Regions from separate parts of the Homo sapiens genome. Here region 1 is linked to region 2. Evidence: read pairs that join two places in POLR2A ChIA-PET (ENCODE). Cell type or tissue: MCF 10A. All regions are shown on one strand. Each heading gives the region's core, and the rest is flanking DNA. Links, peaks and the distances in the headings are about the cores only. Region 1 has its middle 16 kb from the start of KIF14. Region 2 overlaps CAMSAP2 (calmodulin regulated spectrin associated protein family member 2).

Region 1 (11,539 bases), core at 6,497-10,496, 140 kb before region 2:
TCATGCAAACTTATATGAGGTAGTAGTGGGAAAAAGGCACAAGTTTTATAATTATATAGACTTGGACTTAAATCCATGTTTTACTATGCCTGGAATGCAATCTTGGGCAAGTTACTTAACCCCTCTGTGCCTCAGTCTTCTCATCTGTAAAATGGGATAGTAATAGTTCCTACTACATGATGTTGTTGTAAGGATTATGTGGGTTAATGAATATAAACCAGTTGGCACATGTAAGTTGTTAGTAAACGTGACTTCCTTTTTCTACCACTATAAAGATTTCCATGGTAGTCCAGTTTCTGCTGCAATAATGCTGCATAACAAACACCTCCAAAATTTCAATGGCTTCCAATAAGCATTCACTTCCTTGGTCATAGGTCCGATAGTTGGCTGGGGTGGCTCTATTTCAGGCTGCTTGTGAGGTTCAGGTCGACTTCATGTGTCTTTCTGGGATCAGATTGAAGGGGCAGTGGCTACATGGAGCAAGATCATTTAAAACCTCTGCTCTTAACACATTTGCTTTCATTCCATTGGCCAAGCCCAAAGTCAGTGGAGCAAGAAGGTGCAGGAAAAAGGAAATGGCTATTTGCTGAGTAGTAATCTAATTTGTCACAACCGAGAGTTTAATATTTATAAATTTCTGAATTATATATCAACAAAGAGAATGAGAAAACCTAGATCAAGTGTCCATAACTATTATCTTCCTAATATTTTAGGGGAAAAAAATCAATCAATCCAGTATTCAATTTTTGGCCAGGCGCGGTGGCTCACGCCTGTAATCCCAGGACTTTAGGAGGCCTAGGCAGGTGGATCACTTGAGGTGAGGAGTTCGAGACCAGACTGGCCAACATGGCAAAACTCTGTCTCTACTAAAAACAAAAAATTAGCCAGGTGTGGTGGTGTGGCGTGTGCCTGTAATCCCAGCTACTCGGGAGGCTGAGGCAGGAGAATCGCTTGAACCTGGCAGGCAGAGGTTGCAGTGAGCTGAGATCATGCCACTGCACTCCAGCCTGGGGAATAAGAGTGAAAACTCCATCTAAAAAAAAAAAAAAATTTTGAATTCAGTTTTAAGGATGCTTTTTATATATTGCCAAGTATTACAGAATTTCGCTTTCTTTTTAATGACTATAAATCTAAAAATTTAAAAATGAAACACTATGTTATTTATAGTGTTTTATTATGTTACTTTATATAAATTTTAATAATATATAAATGTTCTAAATAGGTTTTATTTTTATTGTGTTATATACTATATAAATAGTTCTCTAAGCAGTTACTGAGAGCCTAGCACAGATATGTTCTAGGGATTCTGAGGACTAACAAAGTAGGCAGAATAATGTCATGGAAGATGTCCAAAGGCTTGGGCTCTGGTCCTAGCCCGCCAATGGGTCTGTGGGCTGCCAATGGCTCATGCACATTCATACTTTCCCTCTCTAGGGAAAAGTGGCCAGGTGATCTGTCTGGCCCCAGATGTTTTGTTTTTGGACAGAGGATACAGTGCCTGCTTTCAGAAGAAATGGGAATACCCAAAATACAGAGGAAGGAATGTATATGTTGTCCTATCTCTACCAAAACTCAGCACAGGGAAGTGGTTCTGTATACAGGTGCAAAGGCCAGACTGCCTAAGTCTGAATCCTGGCTCTGCCACTTACCTTGGGCACCTTAGGTAACCCCTCTGAAATCTGTAAAATGATGATTTAAAATTGTACCTACTTCATAGAGCTTTTGTCAGAATTAAACAAATTACTCATCAATAGTAGTCAGAACAGGCCAGGCGCAGTGGCTCACACCTGTAATCCCAGCAATTTGGGAGGCTGAGGCAGGTGGATCACATGAGGTCAGGAGTTTGAGACCAGCCTGGCCAACATGGCAAAACCCCGTCTCTACTGAAAATACAAAAGATAGCTGGGCATGGTGGCATGCGCCTGTAGTCCCAGCTACTTGGGAGGCTGAGGCAGGAGAATCGCCTGAATCTGGGAGGCAGAGGTTGCAGTGAATGGAGATTGTGCCACTGCACTCCAGCCTGGGTGACAGAGAAAGCCTCCATCTCAAAAATTAAAAAATTTAAAAAAAAGGAGTTAGAACACTGTCTGATACCCAGGAAATGTTACAGCAGTGTTATTCATTACCTTTGTTAAACAGTTTAAAAGTTTGAGCTATTATCTTGCTCCTTAAAGAATCACTAAATGATTTCTGATCTACAATAGCTCCTTTTCATTTGTCAGAGAAACTGTGTCTATTAACTAGTAAGAAAGGAATTCTAAGTCTATTGTCTTAGAAGTAATTTAATCATTAGCTTCTCCAGTAGCTTTAAATTGTGGATAATAACCAGAGACTATTTAAGAGAGTGCAATTACTTCAACCTTCATCAGTCCATTGCAGCTCCATCTAACCATATATTTTTGTTTTTCCCTAACTATTAGTGTTAGTAAAAAAACTAATCAAAAAGAGTATCAGTCATCCTCATTTAGTTTGGTTCATTGCTTTATGGTCTTACCTTCTTTGATCTTTGATTGTTTCTTTACTCACCTTCTACTTTCATTGACTACATTATTTTAAAAATAATTATATTGTTATTTTCATTTCATATTGTTAAAAGCATAGGAACTGGTCCCCTAAATACTTAACTGATGATTATTTGCTATTATTAACAGTTTTATGAAATTCACAGTTTCATTTTCATAATTACCATTTTACTATTTAGCATACTTATTTTAAATGAAATAATAAAATAGTGCTCCTCCAACAAAGCATAAAACTTTATGGTAACTGGCTACTTTGTTGCTCTTTCAACCAAATAAAAATTTTTATATTTATTTATGAGATTTTGCTTCCTTTTGTGAAATAAAGACCTAATGAGCACAAAAATGAAGTCTTGATGCTCATGAAATCGTGATAAATATCATCACTTTTTCCCTTACTTATTGCCAAATGTCTGCCCTTCCATGCACACCCACACTCACCACCAACTACAGGGACTCACCAGTGTTCTGTGCTATGTTCAGCAGGCCAGGATGCACTATGAATATAAATGGTGAGGGGATACAGGGCTGTAACCAAGGAGCTCAGAGAGGCCAGGAGGAAGCCAAGCACCAAATCCTAGCTGTCCTAGCTTCTAGTCATTGCATTGCTGCCAAAGATGCCAAATGCTGTGGGGGGTTAACTACGATCACAACATTCACCTCTTTGCATTCTCACAAACACCCCAAAACTTGCAGACACCTCATTGCACAACTCCAGGGGGCACTGTTCACATACTGCCCAGCAGCTCTGTGAACTTGCTCTCATGTGTCCAACCTTTATCTCTAACTCTAGCCCTACCTCTTCTACCTTCTCCTGGTTAGCTTTTGTAGAGACTAAAAAATTAAATGCAGTTAATCAGAATACTCTGGTGACTAGCATTTTCTTGAGATTAGAAAAGATGAGAATGAAAGCTCAAGCAAGCTGCAGAGACATGGACTCTGCTTTCAAAAGCTGTCTGAAACTTTCAGATCTATAAAGAAATTTGACTTTTTGTAAAAGACCTTTGCATATGTTAATCATGGTCACTAAGGATCATAAGGTCTGAATATCAGAAGATGTCACCATCATAGCCTATCTACACAAGTCCTATGCAGCAATAATATGGCCTGGATTTTTGGCAATCTACTACATATATAACTGATATGATTGATTTTAAACCTGTGAAAGACTAATCATATAAATGCACTTATCTATCAGGAAAAACAAATCTTCTGTAAGATTATGTCCATATTTTGGTATTGGAATAAGTGGTCATTATAGGTATACATCTAACTGATGCAGGTATCTCCTTTATTTATTTATTTATTTAAGACCAAGTCTCACTCTGTCACCCAGGCTGGAGTGCAGTGGCATGATCTCAGCTCACTGCAGCCTCAACTTCCCAGGCTCAGGTGATCCTCTCACCTCAGCTTCCTGAGTAGCTGGGACTACAGGTGTGTGCCACCATGCCTGGCTAATTTTTGTATTTTTTGTAGAGATGGGGTTTCACCATGTTGCTCAGGCTGGTCTTGAACTCCTGAGCTCAAGCAATCTGCCCACTGCTTTGGCCTTCCAAAATGCTGGGATTACAGGTGTGAGCCACCATGCCCGGCTGATGTCTGTATTTTTTTTTGGTTTTTTTTTTGAGGCGGAGTCTCGCCCTGTCACCCAGGCTGGAGTGCAGTGGCTCGATCTCAGCTCACTGCAACCTCCACCTCCCAGGTTCAAATGATTCTCCTGCCTCAGCCTCCCGAGTAGCTGGGATTACAGGCGCCCGCCACCATGCCCAGCTAATTTTTGTATTTTTAGTAGAGACAGGGTTTCACCATGTTGGCCAGGCTGGTCTCCAACTGTGACCTCGTGATCCACCTGCCTTGGCCTCCCAAAGTGCTAGGATTACAGGCATGAGCCACTGCACCCGGCCATCTGTATTTTCTTTTTTTTAAAAAAACAAATCTATTGAGTTCACTGGTCTCACAAAGGCTATCTAGGCTTTTGGTTACTAACTTAAACAGGAAAAACCAATGTTTTTGCAAAACAAAATGGAGATCAACAACTTAATTAGTTATTTGAAAGTACTATGTATCCAAGATTAAAACCATACTCAAAGATTAATCAAGAAAAGCTATGGAAGCTTCAATTACACATACAGGAAATTGAAATCCAGAGAATCCTACTTTACAGATTTTCTTAAAAGGAAGCATACAGCTCAGTCAGAACCTATTATCTTCAGTACACACTGAATGCTAGGAGAGGATGGCAGGAGAAATCTGAGCTATCAGACCTTCTTCACCTTGGAGCCACTACTGATTCCTCAGTTCCTGGATTGATGTGCCCAGGACACCTTTAGTCTGGGTCTTTCTTTAAACCTCATATGAATCCTTGAATCATTTACAATGATCTCTCATTTTTAAAAAAAAGTCAGAAATGCATCATCACCCAATACCTCTCCAACAACATTAAGGTAAATCATTTTAATTTTCTTTTTCTTTTCTTTTTTTTTTTTTTTTTGAGCCAGAGTCTTGCTTGGTTGCCCAGGCTGGAGTGCAGTGGTGAGATCTTGGCTCTGCCTCCTGAGTTCAAGCAATTCTCCTGCCGCAGCCTCCTGAGTAGCTGGGATTACAGGCAGGCGCCACCAGGCCCAGCTGATTTTTGTATTTTTAGTAGAGACAGGGTTTCACCATGTTGGCCAGGCTGGTCTCGAACTCCTGACATCAGGTGATCCACCTGCCTCGGCCTCCCAAAGTGCTGGGATTACAGGCATGAGCCACCGCGCCCAGCCAATTATTTAATTTTCTAGAGGTTTGAATGATTTATAATTTTACATGTACTATTTAATATCTATTAATGAAAGTTCAAGTATACAAACTAATTTTTCTTTTTCTTTCTCTTTCTTTCTTTCTTTTCTCTCTCTCTCCCTCTATCTCTCCCTTTCTTTCTTTCCTTCCTTCCCTCCCTTCCTCCCTTCCTTCCTTTCTTCCTTCCTTCCTTCCTTTCTCTCTTTCTCTCTCTTTTTCCTTTTTTTGTGATAGGGTCCTGCTCTATCACCCAGGCTGGGGTGCAATTGTTCAAACAGCTCACTGCAGCCTTGACCTCCTGGGCTCAAGCGATCCTCCCAACCTCAACCTGCTGAGTGGCTAGGACTATAGGTACATTCCACCACACCCAGCTGATTTTTTAATTTTTTGTAAAGACAGGGTCTCGCTATGTTGCTCAGGCTACAAACTAATTTCTTAACACAATGCTATCTTTCTCCATAAATAAAATTAAAGTATAACTACTTATACTAAAACACACACACAAACTTCCACACTTTTTCTTCACCCTCAAATCCAAAAGAATTTAAAGGAAATTGAATATTTATTTATCCATAAGTAAATGAATATGAAATCTGCTCATTATTTTAAAAGGACATATAGTGAACATCTCCCAGCTGTCTCCTCTCCATAGGCTACCACATTTGCCTTTTTACTATCCTTCCAAAGATAATTTCTGTGTGTTAGTGTGTATGTAGACGCATACACGCACATTTATATAAAATGCTATTTCAATTAGGAATTTTCTGTATTTATATTTTTGCATTCATGAAAGTCATAAACTACTTAATTGTGTAAAATGTCATAAAAATCATGACACTTTGGCTGGGAGTGGTGGCTTACGCCTATAATCCCAGCACTTTGGGAGGCCGAGGCTGGTGGCTCACTAAGGTCAAGAGTCCGAGACCAGCCTGGCCAACATGGTGAAACCCCATCTCTACTAAAAATACAAAAATTAGCTGAGTGTGGTGGCACCCACCTGTAATTCCAGCTACTTGGTAGGCTGAGGCAGGAGAATCGCTTCAACCCGGGAGGCAGAGGTTGCAGTGAGTGAAGATCATGCCATTGCACTCCAGCCTGGGAGACAGAGAGAGACTCAGTCTCAAAAAAAAAACAAAAACAAAAACAAAAATCATGACACTTGTTTATAAATGCCCTAATGTCCTTTCTGTGAAGCACTACATTTAATTGAATGCACTCGGTTGCCTAACTCTTATGCCATAGCAGCTTTGTCAGTTCTAAAATGCTGCCCTGGCTTCAGGATTCATTTTACTATTATCTCCTGACTCCCAGCCCTTAAAATTCTCTGTAATTCCAATGTAAATATCACAGGATTCCAAATAGAAAAAAAAAAGTTAAAAACAGTCCCTCCCTAGTTAAAATCGCCCTTCTCTTAGCAGACTCTTTGCTTTCCTTTAGATATGTTGGATTTTTGAGAACTTGTCAGAGACATATCAGTCCCTGATCGCCAGTAGTTAATTATCTGTACTGTGAATGTGTTCACGGAAGTTCTGGTGAACTATCCAATCCTTCAGTGATGGTATTGGGCGGAGAAAGCCATGGCAGATGCTGCCACCTGGGGAGCACAGGGAAGAGTTGTAAAATGCACTGAGAAGGAGGGATTCGAACACCAGCCAGAAGAACTCAGATTTGATGAGGCTGTTAGCCGGGAGCAGTTGAAGGTTTCTGAGTAAGGAAACATCAGAGAAGGACAGCAGGTCCTCGAATAACATCATTTTGCTCAATGCCATTTCGTTATAATGTTTTGTTTTTTAAACAGATTCTCACTGTTACCCAGGCTGGAGAGAAGCAGCATGATCACAGCTCACTGAAACCTCGGCCTCCCCAGGCTCAGGCGAGTAGCTAGGACCATAGGCACATGCCACCAGGGCTGGCTAATTTTTGCATTTTTTTTTTTTTGTAGAGAAGAGGGTCTCACTATGTTGCCCAGGCTGTTCTCAAACTCCTGGGCTCAAGCGATCTGTCCACCTCGGCCTCCCAAAGTGCTGGGATTATAGGCTTGTGCCACCATGCCTGGCCGCGTTATAATGTTGATGAGAAAAACATGGATTCCCGGCTGGGGCCACTGTCTGTGTGGAGTTCGTATGTTCTCCCTATGTCGGCATGGGTTATCTTTGGGTGCTGTGGTTTCCTCCCACATCCCAAAGGTGTGCACGTAAGGTCATTGGCATGTCTACATGGTCCCAATGTGAGTGTGGGTGAGTGGGTGCTCCCTGCATAGGAGTGGAGTGCGGGTGAGTGAATGCTCCCTGCATGTGAGTGGAGTGTGGGTGAGTGCTCCCTGCGTGGGAGTGGACTGTGGGTGTGAGTGCTCCCTGCAAAGGGATGGTAGTCTGTCCAGGGTGGGTTCCCACCTGGCCCCCTGGGCTGCTGGGATGAGCTTTCAATGTTTTTTTGTTTTGTTTTATTTTTTGAGACAGAGTTTCGCTCTCGTTGCTCAGGCTGGAGTGCAATGGCACGATTTCGGCTCACAGCATCCTCCGCTTCCCAGGTTCAAGCGATTCTCCCGCCTCAGCCTCTGAGTAGCTGGGATTACAGGCCTGTGCCACCACGCCTGGCTAATTTTTGTATTTTTTAGTACAGATGGGGTTTCTCCATGTTGGTCAGGCTGGTCTCAAACTCTCGACCTCAGGTGATCCGCCCGCCTTGGCCTCCCAAAGTGCTGGGATTACAGGCATGAGCCACCACGCCCGGCCAGAACTTTCAATGTTTTGTTTGTGTGTTTTCTTGTAGTCTTGCTCTGTCGCCCAGGCTGGAGTGCAGTGGCGTGATCTCGACTCACTGCAACCTCTGCCTCCCGGGTTCACGACATTCTCCTGCCTCAGCCTCCCGAGTAGCTGGGACTACAGGCGCCCGCCACCACGCCCGGTTAATTTTTTGTATTTTTAGTAGAGACGGGGTTTCACTGTGTTAGCCAGGGTGGTCTCGATCTCTTCACCTCGTGATCTGCCCACCTCAGCCTCCCAAAGTGCTGTGATTACAGGCGTGAGCCACCGCGCCCGGCCATCGAGCTTTCAATGTTTACTATCAGAAGTGCTTTGGTCTGTATTTAAAAGTTCGGTGATATTTTTGTGACCAGGAATATGCCATGGGAACTTCACTCTTGTTTATATCAATTAACCTGTGGTAGAATTGGTTTTGCTATGTGTCGTTTCACTTAAAGTCACAGTTTCCAAGAATTTATCAACGACATGAAGTGAGTACTTACTGTAGTGATATTTTACTTGGAAAATATTCTCCTCCTGTGGATTCCTGTGGATTAGAGGAATATTGAGGGGAAAGGGCTAATATTTTGAAGTGATGAAGTCTTGGGCTTCAGTACCAGCATGAAAATGTGGACATTTTGAAAAAATACAGATAGGACTTCGTGACTAAGCAGATATGGAGATTAGGAAGAGAAATGAGTCAGTGATGACAGCAGGGCTTTGACTGAGCAGGACTGGGGGCGTGGTAGCACCATAGGCAATAGGGAAGTCAGAAAGGAGGAACTAGGCTTTCTGTAGGGAAGATGATAAATTTGGCTTTGGAAATGCCGATTTTGAGGCAAAAAGTTCAGTGAAAAGTTGAAGATATATATCTTCAACTATAGCTAGCTAGCTAGCTAGCTAGATAGAAAGGAGCCAGGGCACAAGCAAAAGGATGGGATTGGAGATTGTATGTGTATATATGTTTTTATCATGTAATATTTCAAATACATCAAATGTAAATCAAATAGTAATGAACTTTCATGGCCTATCACCTGACTTTAATAATGATAAACTCTTGGCCAAACTTCATCCACAGTCCTCACCTTGTATTATTCTGAAGCAAATTCTAGACATGGAGATAGGGATTTAAAAGTATGAAGCACAGAAAATATAGATTTGGGGAAAACCTCAGAGAACCTTAAAGCAAACTTTCTCATTTTACAGTTGAGCAAAGCTAAAGATTAGAGAAGTAATTAATTTGCCCTATTAAAAAAACAAAACTGGTAGAGCTGTAAACGGAATCCAGTTATTTGCAAACAGCTTTGCCAAGGGGTCTTCTTTCTGCGATGAAATGAGGAAAGTAAAGCTGATGTGCAAATTTTTCAAAGCTAAAATTTATTTGTAAGTTACTATTTGTAAACATTACAAAAATAAACACTCGTCTTATGCTTTATTTGTAATTTTGTCCTATATCATCACACGTGCAACACATTATAAAATATAAAATAGGTTCTCACACTAACAGTAGAACAAGAGAACTGTGTTTACTTAATTATCCATTGGTTGGTTTTCACACTGTGGCCCTAGAGCCTCTGAGGTCATTGTAAGTATGCCTTGGCGGCAACAAAAGAGTCCTATCTGTCCGGAGTCAGTTTACTGGTGGCTGCCAGGAAAGTCACCTTGGATGACACGTTACCTCTTGTACCATACCTCTGTTTATGGAGTAAACTTCATATTGATTGTGGTGAGTAGACTGTATAACAAGGCAATAAGAGATGCGTTGATATTAATTCCAGAGAAGGGCACAACCCAAATAATATTCAGCTGCCAGAAGAAAATAGTGTAGTTTTACTGGAAAATATGACAGGTCGTGGATCCAGCTTAGATTTATTAAATTAATCAGTGAGTCACAGTTTAAATATGTGGCAATGATCTTTGTAAAGATGTTATGAAACCAAAAAAACTAAAAAAAAAAAAAAGAACCCACTTTGACTTGTTGAATAAAAAGGTGATTTAAAAAACGTGCTTGGGCCTGGGCGTGGTGGCTCCCAGCACTTTGGGAGGCCAAGATGGGCAGATCACCTGAGGCCTGGAGTTTGAGACCAGCCTGACCAACATGGTGAAACCTTGTCTCTACTAAAAATACAAAAATTAGGCTGGGTGTGGTGGCTCACGCCTGTAATCCCAGCACCATGGGAGGCCAAGGTGGGCGGATCACCTGAGGTCCAGAGTTTGAGACCAGCCTGGCCAACATGGTGAAACCTCATTTCTACTAAAAATACAAAAATTAGGCTGTGTGTGGTGGCTCAGGCCTGTAATCCCAGCACTTTGGGAGGTCGAGGTGGGTGGATCACTAGGTCAAGAGATGGAGACCATCCTGGCCAACATGGTGAAACCCAGTCTCTACTAAAAATACAAAAATTAGCTGGGCGTGGTGGTGTACAGCTGTAGTCCCAGCTACTCAGGAGGCTGAGGCAGGAGAATCACTTGAACCTGGGAGGTGGAGGTTGCAGTGAGCCAAGATAACGCTGCTGCACTCCAGCCTGGACAGCAGAGTGAGACTCCATCTCAAAATAATAATAAAAAAATAAATAAAATAAAAATGTGCTTGGTATTAGAAATACTAATAGAATGGCATTAAAAGTATCTTATAAAGTGGCACTGAATATTCTAGAATCTAAAAGCCACCCCTTAAGGTGTTTGCCATATAAAAGATGTTTGCTTCAATCTGGCAATAAAGCAACCAATTCAGTATTTTTATAATATAGTTACTGTAAAACAAATGTCTGAGAGTGTATGTGATTATTAGTTTTTTTAGCTAATTAAAAATTTAAACTGTATGGTAATTCTCACAAAAATCTATTATTTAAAATTTTATAATATAGTACATTAGTGTCCTTTCTGGGGAAGGATGGTCTCTTATTCAGAGAGTAAGTCCTTCTCTCTTGTTTAGTACTACATGTTTTTTCTTTCATGAACTAATGATAGGTGGTAGCTTTTTAAAAAGAAGATCTTTAATTGGGAAAAAAATACTGGCAACACTGGGACCAAATTTTTTTAAAAGTCTAATGTTCTGGTCTCTAAAATACATAATTGAGGAAACCACTGCATTGCTGCACCCCAGACAACAGAAGAGCAGACATGTGAGACAAGGAAGTTGCCAAAGGAAAGATCTTAAGGAATGAGAAGCAGAAGTCAAGATTCAGAGAGGCAGGAAGAACCAGTAACAGGAGTCTGAAAATTGTGTGGCGAGAGGGAAGTAAAGGGAAGGGCGCTGATAGCCGGCTTCTCCCCTATTGGGTATTTGACATATGCAACTGCGCTTAACTCTCATAATAAGCCTGTGAGTTAGGGGCTCTTTCCTCCACCTCTAACTCATCACCTGGCCTTAAGAAAGTGTGGGTTTCAAGAAGGGTGGCCCACAATGACCGACGCAATAAAAAAGTTTAAAGTGAGAGCTGGCAGAACATGTGGTTTAAGAAGGTCAACAGAGACCACGGGAAGATCATGTATGTA
Region 2 (11,539 bases), core at 4,930-8,929:
TAAATAATTGGAGTGGCTTGGTGCGGTGGCTCAGGCCTGTAATCTCAGTACTTTGGGAGACTGAGGTGGGCGGATTGCTGGAGCTCAGGAAGTCAAGGCTACAGTGAGCCATGATTGTGCCACTGCACTTCAGCCTGGGCAACAGAGCAAGACTCTGTCTCAAAAAATAAAATAAAATAAAATAAAATAAAATAAAATAAAATAAAATAAAATAAAATAAAATAAAATAAATTATTGGAGCACAAGGTTGAGATGTTTTAGTAGGTTTGGTATTAAAACTACATATTTTTCTGATTTGCAGAATACAGTATAGTGCTATAGAACAGTGGACAGTCATGGCAGTTGTCTGTGGCCATCCATACCCCAGTGTGTGTTGAGCAGATTGATGCTCCAACACTGCCATGATATGGAACCATTTTTGCAATTTGTTAGGTTATAGCAGTGAAGCAGATTGTTTTTAATTAATGTCAGTGATGTGATTTAGTGGAATAAAATAGGTGGTCATTAAAACAAAAACTTTAGTAACTGTTATTTTGTTGCTTGCTTGTTTTCCGGTAACTGCATAAATGAGCTTCTGTAATAGAAAAAAAAAAAATCTTTACAATGCTCAGATTCCTTCTCAGCCTGTACTGTTCCATGTTTGAAACAGTGTTAGAATGAGCTGTGTTACAAAGTGCACTATGTTAGAAGCTGTCCCAGGGGCCCGTCTTTTCAGGAAGTTCTTTTGCTATACTTGGAGGATTGTGAGAATACTGATTATTGTTTTCCTGAAGCTAAAACTGTTAGTTTGTGGTTAGCAAACAAGTAAACAAATATTAAAAACGTAACTAGAGAGTGGTGAAAGCTGTGAAGAAAGTAAAAGCAGGATAATACAAGTGATCTGAAGGAATCATGTGTTATTATAGTTAGAGTGGCTAGGAGCAGTCTTATACAGGAGATTATATTTGAGCAGAGATTTGAAAGATGAGGAGCCATTTAGGCAAAGATCAGAGGCTATCGCATTGCCGACAGAGGGAATAAATACGAAGACCCTGAGTTAGTATATAATTCACAAAATAAATAAACTTCATGGCTGGATGATAAAGGTCCTACTAAGAATTTCCTGGAGGGAACATCTTCAGGAATTTGAAAGTGTAGAGTCACATTTATTTACCATATAATATGTGTGATAGGAAGTACTTGACTCATTCAATAAGTACTTTTTGGTTACGGGATGTAGTAATGAGAAGACAGACCAAGCCCCTGCTTTCATGGAGCTACTATTTTAGTAGTAAAGTTGACCAGTAAACAATTAGACAAATTGTAACAATTGCAGGAAATGGTAAATGCTGTGAAAAAAATAAATTAGTAAGGAGCTACAAGGAGTGGAACAGGCTCTTTTCATAGGAGGCTTTCAGGGAAGGCCTGTCAACTGAGTTGATATTTGAACTGAGACCTAAATACCTGAAGGAACTGGCAGATGATCTGGAAAAAGAACATTCCAGGCAAAAGAAATAGTAAGCTTACTGGCTCTGATGTAAGAGGAGTTTGGTATGTTTCAGGAACTGAAAGAAGGCCACTGATTTTGGTAGTGAGCAAGATTGATATGGAGAGTGATAAGAGATCTGGTTGAGAAAAAGATTGTAGCCAAAGCAAGTGAAGCTCTATAAGCCAGATTTTATTGTGAATGTGCAAGGATGTCTCTGGAGGATTTTAAGGAGGACAATGAGTTGATCTGGTTTATTTTTTTTTCAGAATCATTAAATGCCATAATAATAATTTTGGTAAAATAGAAAAGCTTCCTTTTTCATGAATATCCGAGGCTTTTTTGTTGTTTGTTTTTTGAGATGGAGTCTCACTCTGTTGCCCAGGCTGGAGTGCAGTGGCGCAATCTCAGCTCACTGCAACCTCTGCCTTCCAGGTTCAAGCAGTTTTCCTGCCTCAGTCTCCCAAGTAGCTGGGACTACAGGCACACGCCACCACACCTGGCCAATTTTTGGATTTTTAGTAGAGATGAGGTTTCACCATGTTGACCCAGGCTGGTCTCGAACTCCTGACCTCAGGTGATCCACCCCCCTCGGCCTCCCAAAGTGCTGGGATTATGGGCATGAGCCACTGTGCCTGGCCAGAATGTTTGTATTTTAATGTAGTAACATTATAGTAAAACAAAATAATTTGGGAAAAGACTTGATGGCAAGTATATAACTTTAGTAAGTACAGAGTGCTATGCCAATATAAAATCACTGTTTCATCAAGGCAAAAGCTTTCAAGGATCTTTAAAAACAAAAAAAAAAAGAAAAGAAAAATCACTGTTTCTTGCATGGTGAAGTAGGGAGTCAACATGAGTAATAATCAGATAAGAACTTTCAGAAGCTTCTTTTTTATACCAAAACATTTTGCCAATCTTATTATTTTTTTAAAAATTTGTTTTTGGTGTTGAAAATGCATAGCTTTAGATGTTGTAATCATAGTATTTGGTCAGGGAGCTTGGAAACATTTTAATTGTTCTTCCATCCAGCCTTCAGGTTGCTTTGTGGAGAAATACTTGAGAGAACTAGGCACAGAAAAGGCAAAGCAAGACCAAGAAAACATTTTAGCATTAGCTCAGGTTAGGTTCCAACCCCTGATGCAGAAATCTGGTAGGTGAAACTGGACCAAGTAAAAGGGCTGTTTTTGTCCTGAGCCAGATTGGCCTAGAACCAAGTGTAGTCATAAATGTCCTTTATTTTCCTACGACAACCAAACATGGAACTCATTCTTCCAAAAATAGGGTCAATGTTCATCCTGCCTGTTTTAGAGGAAGAAGAACTTGAGGGTAAGAGAGAGAGAGAAACCTGGGCAGGCTTGTGCACAGGAAGGGCAGGAAAGAGAGTTGACTGGGTGTGTTGTTGGGTGCCTGTAATCCCAGTACTTGGGAGACGGAGGCAGGAGAACCACTTGAACCTGGGAGGTGGAGGTTGCAGTGAGCCGAGATTGTGCCACTGCACTCCAGCCTGGGCAACAGAGTGAGACTCCGTCTTAAAAAAACAAAACAAAACAACAACAACAAAAAACCCAGACATTCATGAAAAAGGAAGCTTTTTATTTTACCAAAATTATTATTATGGCATTTAATGCTTCTGAAAAAAAGTAAACCATTGGTGGAAGACTTGGGAGAAGAGTGAGAGAAAAGGAGGAAGGAGAGACAATGAGAAAGGAAGGAAAAGAAGGAGCTGGAATGGGGAGGAGACAGTTTCCAGACAGGTGCTTGCCTCAAGGCCCCTTATGTGGAAAATCTTCAAAGGAGAGAGAAGGACAAAACACCTTTCTCAGAGCTCCTCTTAATACCTTATTTAATAATCATAAGGAAGAGAGAATGAGAGAAGGATGACCAACCTTTCTCCTGAGGGAGTAGGTCCTGGGCTCATCAACACTGCAGCCATATGGGAAGAGGCAAAGAAAAGGCCATGACTCAGTGCTGACCTTTGACTCCTTTGAATATACTAACCTACAAAATGTGGGGCCCAGTCTGTGTTTTGGAGTCATTTATTCTCTATCCTAGATATAGAATAAAGGGATGGGCCCCTTTATTCCTCATGGTGCTTTGAAGAGAGAAATTATTTCCTTCCCCTTGAGCCAACTTTGTAATGAAAAGGATTTAGACTTTTTCATTTTTTGTCTGTATAGTAAAGTTGCTTCAGAAAAACACAATGAGAAGAAGCATGGTAGAACATCTTGTGAATAACCTCAAAAGAAAGAATATTGCATGTATCTCTAATTGCCTTTTTTTCCTCCCTGATAAATGAGGAGAGATAAATCGTATTGAACAAAGTACTAAAAAGTGCTCAACAACACTTTTATCTCTTTAAGTTTGTCTTTTTCTAACTTCTAGGAGTCATTTTTAGGAAAGATGGATGCCTGTAGATTTCAGCTTATTTTTATATAATGGAGCCAAAGTGAAATTCTTCAAGTTCTTAATAGGAAAAAAAGGTATACTTTACAGTTGTGCCACCCAGCCAAGGCTAACATATATTCTCTATATATGCTATATGTGCATATATTCTGTAATATAATCTATATTAAAAAGTGTGATTTTGGAAATAAAAAATTAGCCGGGCATGGTGGCAAGTGCCTGTAGTCCCAGCTACTCGGGAGGCTGAGATGAGAGGATGGCTTGTGCCTGGGAGGTAAAGGCTGCAATGAGCTGTGATTATGCCACTGCACCCAGCCCAGGTTACAGAGCGAGAACCTGACTCCAGAAAAAAACTTGTGAGGCCAGGCACAGTGGCTCACACTTATAATCCCAGCACTTTGGGAGGCTAAGGCCAGAGGATCACTTGAGCTCAGGAGTTCGAGACCAGCCTGGGCAACATAGTGAGAACTTGTTAAAGTGTGCTTTTTACAGAATCAAAAAACAATTTTATATAGAATCTTTTTATACAGAATCAACTCCACAAAGAGGGGGCCATAATTGTCATCGTATTCCCAGTGCCTAGTCTAGAGAAGATGTTGAATCATTGAATAAATAAGAGGTATTAGCGAATGTTTTAATTAAGAATTAAATATATTTTTTAAGAAAAGAAAGTCATTCAGAATTATTACTAAGAGAGTGGTGGAGGTTCTTTGTTTTGTTCCTCCCCCTTGACATTTGAATAGAGTAAGCAGTAATTATTGAAATACGTATTTATTGAGTTGTGAGAATTAAGTGTTTTGGGGGAGGCTCCTGAATGCCTGGAGTTTATACGAGAATCTAACCAAGTGATTAGATGGTTTGTTTTCTGCTTTATCATTTTAATATAACAAGTACCTTTATAATTTCAAATACTCATAGGGAAAAGAGTGTTGACTTTTTGTTTCAGTTAACCAGTGATCATTTGACTTTCCTCTCTACCTTTGCTTTTTGTGTCTAGCTGTGTTGTTTAAAATTTAACAAATAATTAATCATGTTTAATATATAATACCTGCATTTTTACCAGTTTTTTTCATGAAGTGAAGCATGATTGAGATATAAATACTGTAGATCTATTTAATACCAATGATATATTTTAGAAACTAAATCCGGCTACAGTAGATTTAGGTTGTTCCTCATTTTTTTTCATTATATATTAATAGTTGGATTGTATTGATCTAGAAATCTTTTAATTATATGTTAATTTGGAATTTTATTGGGTTGGGTCCAAGCCATTTTTTTTGCAAGAGCAGATAAAATCCAAAGAATAGCTATGACCTACGGCTCTTGGCGTGGGGCCTGGCACAAGACAATGAATGAGGCCAATCAGATTCTTTGCCTCAGAGACCTGAACAAATCGTGGAAGGAATTTGCTTGTTAGCAAATTGGGAAATTAAGCAGAGTCATGAGGTAGAGTTAGGGCTGGAGGAGCTGTGAGAAACCATGGAGTTAACGCTGGGGAGGGTGCCTGGAAAAGCCTCATAACCATTTTTCCCTATTAATGAATATAGGTCTATACCATGATTTTTGAAGGCTGCACAATATTCTGTGGTATGAAAAGTACCACAATTTATTTGCCCCAATCCCTTGTTGATGAATGTGTAGGACCTCCCCACACCAAAGGGTTTTTAATCACAACAATGACACCATCAGAGTTCGATTTTTAAAAGATAGAAAAGACTATGTAACCTAGACTAAGCAAACTAGGTATATATTGTAGTGACTTTTACTGACATAGGAAAAAGAGGAGAGAAAGGAATTGGAGTGGGGGAAATGGCCATGGTAGAGTGCAGAGATAATACATTCAGTTTGGGACAGGTTTAGGATGCCTTCAGGACACCCAGGAAAAGATAACCAGGGAGATATGGGCTTGAGATAGAGATTTGGGAATCAGCTGAGAGTAGTGGTTATTGACGTCATGGAAATTGTGATGCCCAGGGAGGGCATGTTTCGAAGTGAAAAGAGAAGGTCAGAGATAGAACTGTTAGAAGACAAATATTCAACTAATGTGCAGAAAATACTGTGGAGGGTAGTCAAAGGTGTAGGATATAGAATTGAACAACTCTGGCTAACATCTGAATCTTCTTGTTCTATGAAATGCCTATTTTTTTTTCTGATTTTTTTTCCATTTTGCTGGTTGATCATGTTTTTGGTCTTATATCTCAGATTGGGAATTTTAACAATGTGTTTAATAACTATAGAATATCAGGATATGTTAAGAGTGATCTTATAGATTTTTCATAATTTTGAAATAAAAATGGAAAATTCTTTAAACTTTTTTTAAATAATGAGGCAGACAGGTTCAGAAATTATTTGGCTATTTTGACATTTTATCATTTGCAATAAATACTATGCATAGGTACCATGTGTCTATAATAAGCCTTTTCTTCTTATTAATAGAGTTTATGCCATACCATTAGTTTCCTTGTCACTAAAAGAATATAAGAATATTATTCAAGAAAGCCTGAAAACGCAAGGAAACTAGTTTTTTGTCTTTATTTTGTTAAAAAGCATTATTTATTGAATTGTTAATGTTTAGAATTTAGATTTAAGTAATGTCTGTGATTTATTACAAATTAGTGTTTTAAAGGATCCTTATGTGACATGGTCTACCAAAATTACAGAGGTCGATGTTTTATGTGGGCAGTACTTGTCAACTCTTTGAAAAGCTGATGCTGGTAAGGTGTTGTCAGCTGATACAGTTAAAAAAACTTAACAGTCTTTTGTAACCCTTTAGCAGTAAAGATTGACAATTTTATGTAGGTAGGAGCATTTAGTGAGAATTATGACACCCTGTCATTTTTGCTTAATTTGGGGGCAAGGAAATTCTAGCATACTTGTTCATATATTCAAACTTATTTCAAGTAAGTATAAGTTCTGGTACCCACCAGATCTACAATTCCTGATAGTTACACTTTCTGTGCTCTGGCCATATGTATTTGTAGAGGCAGTGAGGTGTGGGTTAGGTAATGTTTGGTCTCTTAGTTCCACCTCTAAGGCATGCTAATATGGTAGTTGCTTGCCAGCAGCATTGGTCTGGAAATGGGTGACTTCTAGATACCTGGTAGGTTGGAGGAAAGGTGTTACTACTTCTTACTGTGCTGTTTGAGTATCTGCCATAGATATTTATGTGCAAATCTTGTGAAACCCCCTGCTGTTTCTCAGCTGTAAGTTGTCTTTGTAGTTTATAAAAACCTGGGATGGCTACTTAACGAGGTGGATATCATGACTTTTTCTTTTCTGTTTCTCACAGTGCTTGGGAAGTGAAGCCTGACTGAGTGGTAGAGGTAAATTGGGGAACAGTTACGATTATGTCAAAACCTTGTGTGGTTCAGTTTCGTTTTCTTCTAATAAAACTAGCGCCATGAGGCACTTTTTTTATACACACCCAGCTGAAAGAAATGTGCTGACAAACTTTTTTTCAGGGAATTTTTTGAGTGTTAATTGGAGCTGTTACTGATGGTTATTTTTATATGATAAAGTGTATTTCAGTGAATTTAATGTAACTTGTTTTAGATTTTTAGATTTGAAGCACAGTTTTTGGCTCAGGACCAAATATGCCTGGAAAACTTTCAAATCTGGAAAGCTATAAAACACAAACATACTTTGAAGTACGGCATATGTGACTGTTTAAAATATACTAGGAATGTCTTTATTGGTTAGCAAATGAAAGAACATAGCTATCATTTTTATATTGTTGGCATAGGGTAGCAGCAATTATGTTGAGTGGTGGTGGACAGGCCTGAGCTGCCTTATATAAATTATCATAAAAATAAGTTTGCCCAGGTCACTATGGTTAGGACATTTGAAAAATACGTATGTTCTGTACTTAAATCTTGATTTATTGAATATAATCGTCTAGTGGGTTTTTTCATAAAGCCTATGTTGTATACTGTTTTTTTGTTGTATGTTTGTTTTTGTTTTTTTTGAGACAGGGTCTCCCTCTGTTGCTCAGCTTGAAGTGCAGTGGCATCATCTCGGCTCACTGTATCCTCAACCTCCCGGGCTCAGGTGATCCTCCTACCTCAGCCTCCCAAGTAGCTGGGATTACAGGGATGCTCACTATACCCGGCTAATTTTTTTTGTATTTTTTGTAGAGACAGGGTTTTGCCATGTTGCCCTGGCTGGTTTCGAACTCTTGGGCTCAAGCGATCCTCCTGCCTCGGCCTCCCAAATTAAGAGGATTACAGGTGTAAACCACTGCCTGTAATCTCATGATTACATCATGTGTACTCTTGATAGTTACTGTTTTTTTCCTGCTTACATGTCTTTGATGGCTCATTGGCAACTCCATTATTAGTGAACCAGGCACATGAAGAAATTTCCTAATTTATTTCCTTTAAGTGTTAATTGATATAACATTTTGGGGGGAAAACATAAAAATAAATGATTACAGTGAAGTTTGAAGATTATCTTCAGATTTTATTCATTATTGTAATAAAATGATTCTGTAGGCTAATCTGATGGCCATACAGTGACTGTATAATGCCTTAAGTAATAAAAACACTAAAAATCTTTAGAGCATTGGGAAATTTTTAGAGCAGTTTGATATACATCTCATTTGATGCCGTGTGTGGTAAGAAATGAAGTATTATCCCACATTTAACAGATGAAGAAGATGAGGCTGAGTGAAGTCCATTGATGTCCTAAGGTCAGAACTTACTTTTTAAAAAATCAACTTTACTAAGGCATAATTTACATAAAATGTACCCATTTAAAGTAATTTGAACAGTTTTGACAAAGGTATGCACTCTTGTAGATACCACTACAGTTGAGATATAGAACATAATAACCCCCCAAAATTCCCTTGTGCCTTTTTGCAGTCAGCCCGCAGCCCCACCCCACTTCAGGCATCCATTAATCTCAGTTCTGTCGTTGTAGATTAATTTTTGCCTGTTCTAGAATTTCATATAGATGAAAGCAAACTGCACGAACTCTTTTTTTACTAGATTCTTTTGCTCATATTTTTGAGATTCATCTATGTTGCTATGTGTAGTTTATTCCTTTTTATTGCTGAATATTCCATTCTGTGAATACCACAATTTGCTTATTCATTTACCTGCTGATGGACTTTGATGCTGTTTCCAGTTTTGATGTGTTAGAAATAACGCAGCTATGATTTGTATTTAGACATGTATTTTCATTTCTCTCTTTTTTTTTTTTTTTTTTTTTTTTTTGAGACAGGGTCTTACTCTGTCATCCAGGCTAGAGTACAGTGGCAGTGGCTTGATCACGGGCTCAACCTCCTGGGCTCAGGTGATTCTCCCACCTCTGCCTCCCAAGTAGCGTGCACTACCACACCCAGCTAATTTTTTGTAGACATAGGGTTTCACTGTGTTGCCCAGCCTGGTCTGGAACTATTGGAATCAAGCAATTCGCCTGCCTCGGCCTCCCAAAGTACTGGATTACAGGCCTGAGCCACTGCACCCGACCTTATTTTCATTTCTCTTGGTGGGCCATATGTATGTTTGACTATTAAGCTATCAAGCAATTTTCCAAAGTGGTTGTACTTTCTATTTCACCACCAGCAATGTCTGAGCGTTCCAGTTGCTCCACTTCTTTGCCAATACTTTTGGTATTGTCAGTCTTAATTGTAGACATTCTAGTGTAAATTAGATTCTCCTTGTGGTTTTATTTTGCATTTCCCTGAGGACTAATAGAATTTAATGTTTTTTGTATGCTTACTGGTCATTCATACATCTTTTATGAAATGTCTGTTCAAATCTTTTTCTCAGTGTCTTATTGGGGTTTTTATTTTCTTATTACTGTAGGAGTTATTTATACTGAATACAAGTCCTTTGACAAATACATGCATTGCAGATAGTTTCTCCTAATCTGTGGTTCACATTTTCTTTTCTTTTCTTCTTTTGAGACAAGGCCTTGCTCTGTTGTCCAGGCTGGAGTGCAGTGGCATGATCACGGCTCACTGCAGCCTCGACTTCCTAGCCTCTATCAATCCTCCCTCTTCAGCCTCCTAAGTAGCTGGGACTATAGGCGATTGCCACCATACCTGGCTAATTAAAAAAAAAATTTTTTTTTGTAGAAACAGGGCCTCACTGTGTTGCCCAGATAGTTTTGAACTCCTGGGCTCAAGTAGTCCTCCTGCCTTGGCCTCCCAAAGTGCCGGGATTACAGGAATGACCACCATGCCCAGCCTGCGTTTCATTTTCTTCGTGGTGTCTTTCAAGGAATTTTAAATTTTGATGAAGACCAGTTTACAATTTTTTTCTTTTTTAGTTAGTGCTTTTATGTCCTAAGAAATCTTTTCTTGCCTATATTATGGTTGTAAAGATTTTTTTCCCCTATGTTTTCTTCTCGAAGTTTACAGTTTTAGCTTTTTCATTTAGAACTATGATTCATTTTGGATCAGTTTTTTTGTATAGTGTGGTCGAGGTTCATTTTACCCTTTTTTTTTAACAAGATTATCTAGTTGTTCCAGTAGTATTTATTGAAGACTGTTGTCTCCTCATTGACTGACGTCGACACCTGTGTCTCTTCCATTGATTTAGATGTCTGTTAGGCTGTGCCACACAGTCTTGACTAATGTAGCTTCATAATAAGTCTTGAAACTTGTTAGTGTAAGCCATCCGGCTTTGTTGTTTTTTATCAAAATTGTTTTCGTTATTCTAGGTTCTTTGCATTTCCATATAAATTTTAGAATCAACTTGTCAATTTCTATTAAAAAAAAAGCTTGCTAGGATTTAGATTGGAATTGTGTTGAATCTATAGACCATTTTGGGAAGAATTAATAGTTTAACAATTTGTGTCTTCCAGTGAAAACATGGTTTCTCTTCTCATTTAAGTATTCTTTAATTTATTTCAGTAGTGTTTTATAGTTTTTAGCATATGAGATTCATATGCACTTTGTTGAATCTTTCATATTTTTGATTTGGAATTGCATTTCAGATTTAATTCTTAAATTATTTATTGCTAATATATAGAAATACAATTGAATTTTGAACATTTTTTTTATCCTGTGACCTTGCTATATACATTTATTCCTAGTATGTTTTTGTGGATTTGTCAGAACTTTCAACGTAAACAATCATGTTGTCTGTGAATAAACACAGTTTTACTTCTTCCTTTCCACTATGTATGTGGTCTGCTCCCCGCTTCTTATTGCACTGCCAAACACTAACAGTTAATGTTGAGTAAAAGTGGTGAGACCAGACATTTTTGTCTTATTCCTCATCTTATCAGGAATCTGTTGAGTTCCCATTGTTAAATGTGATATTATCTGTAGGATTTTTGAAGATGTTCTTTTTCGGGTTAAGGGAGTGCCTTTCTGTTCCACGTTTGCTAAGAAATATATGTATGTTTATGTTTTTAAAATCATGAATAACTGCTGTATTTTTCAAATGCTTTTTCTGCCTCTATTAAGATAATCATATGGCTGTTCTCATTTATCCTGTTAATAGGTGAGTTACGTTGATTTCAAATATTAAACTGGTCTTGAATTCCTGGAGTTAAACTCAGTTGGTCACGGTAAATTATCTCTTTTATATATTGTTAGGTTTAATTTGTTAATATTTTCTCAAGGGTGTTTACAGCCATGTTCGTGAGAGATATTTTTCTTCTCATTTCTTTGTCTTGTGTTAGCATCAGGGTAATACTGTTTTTATATAATGAGTT

What was found. ChIA-PET counts read pairs that join two places held together with the same protein. Peaks named below come from ENCODE experiments on the same cell type or tissue, not always from the same donor. Only the 100,000 strongest peaks of a DNase experiment are listed, where the experiment ranks them.
Region 1: POLR2A ChIA-PET joins it to region 2 with 10 read pairs; 7 of 35 experiments call an interaction of 5 or more read pairs at or near these places.

The regions. Positions count from the first base shown.
Region 1 is chr1:200,631,410-200,642,948 of GRCh38, forward strand. It overlaps a transcript of DDX59 not described here. Among named protein-coding and RNA genes, the nearest start is that of KIF14, 16 kb to the left of the region's middle. RefSeq lists enhancers at 7,381-8,096, 8,072-9,271. In MCF 10A, for the core only: no CTCF peak of the experiment used is centred there; DNase peaks (open chromatin) are centred at 8,772 and 9,662.
Region 2 is chr1:200,773,725-200,785,263 of GRCh38, forward strand. The region is part of intron 2 of CAMSAP2 (calmodulin regulated spectrin associated protein family member 2); the gene reads left to right. Among named protein-coding and RNA genes, the nearest start is that of CAMSAP2, 41 kb to the left of the region's middle. In MCF 10A, for the core only: no CTCF peak of the experiment used is centred there; no DNase peak of the experiment used is centred there.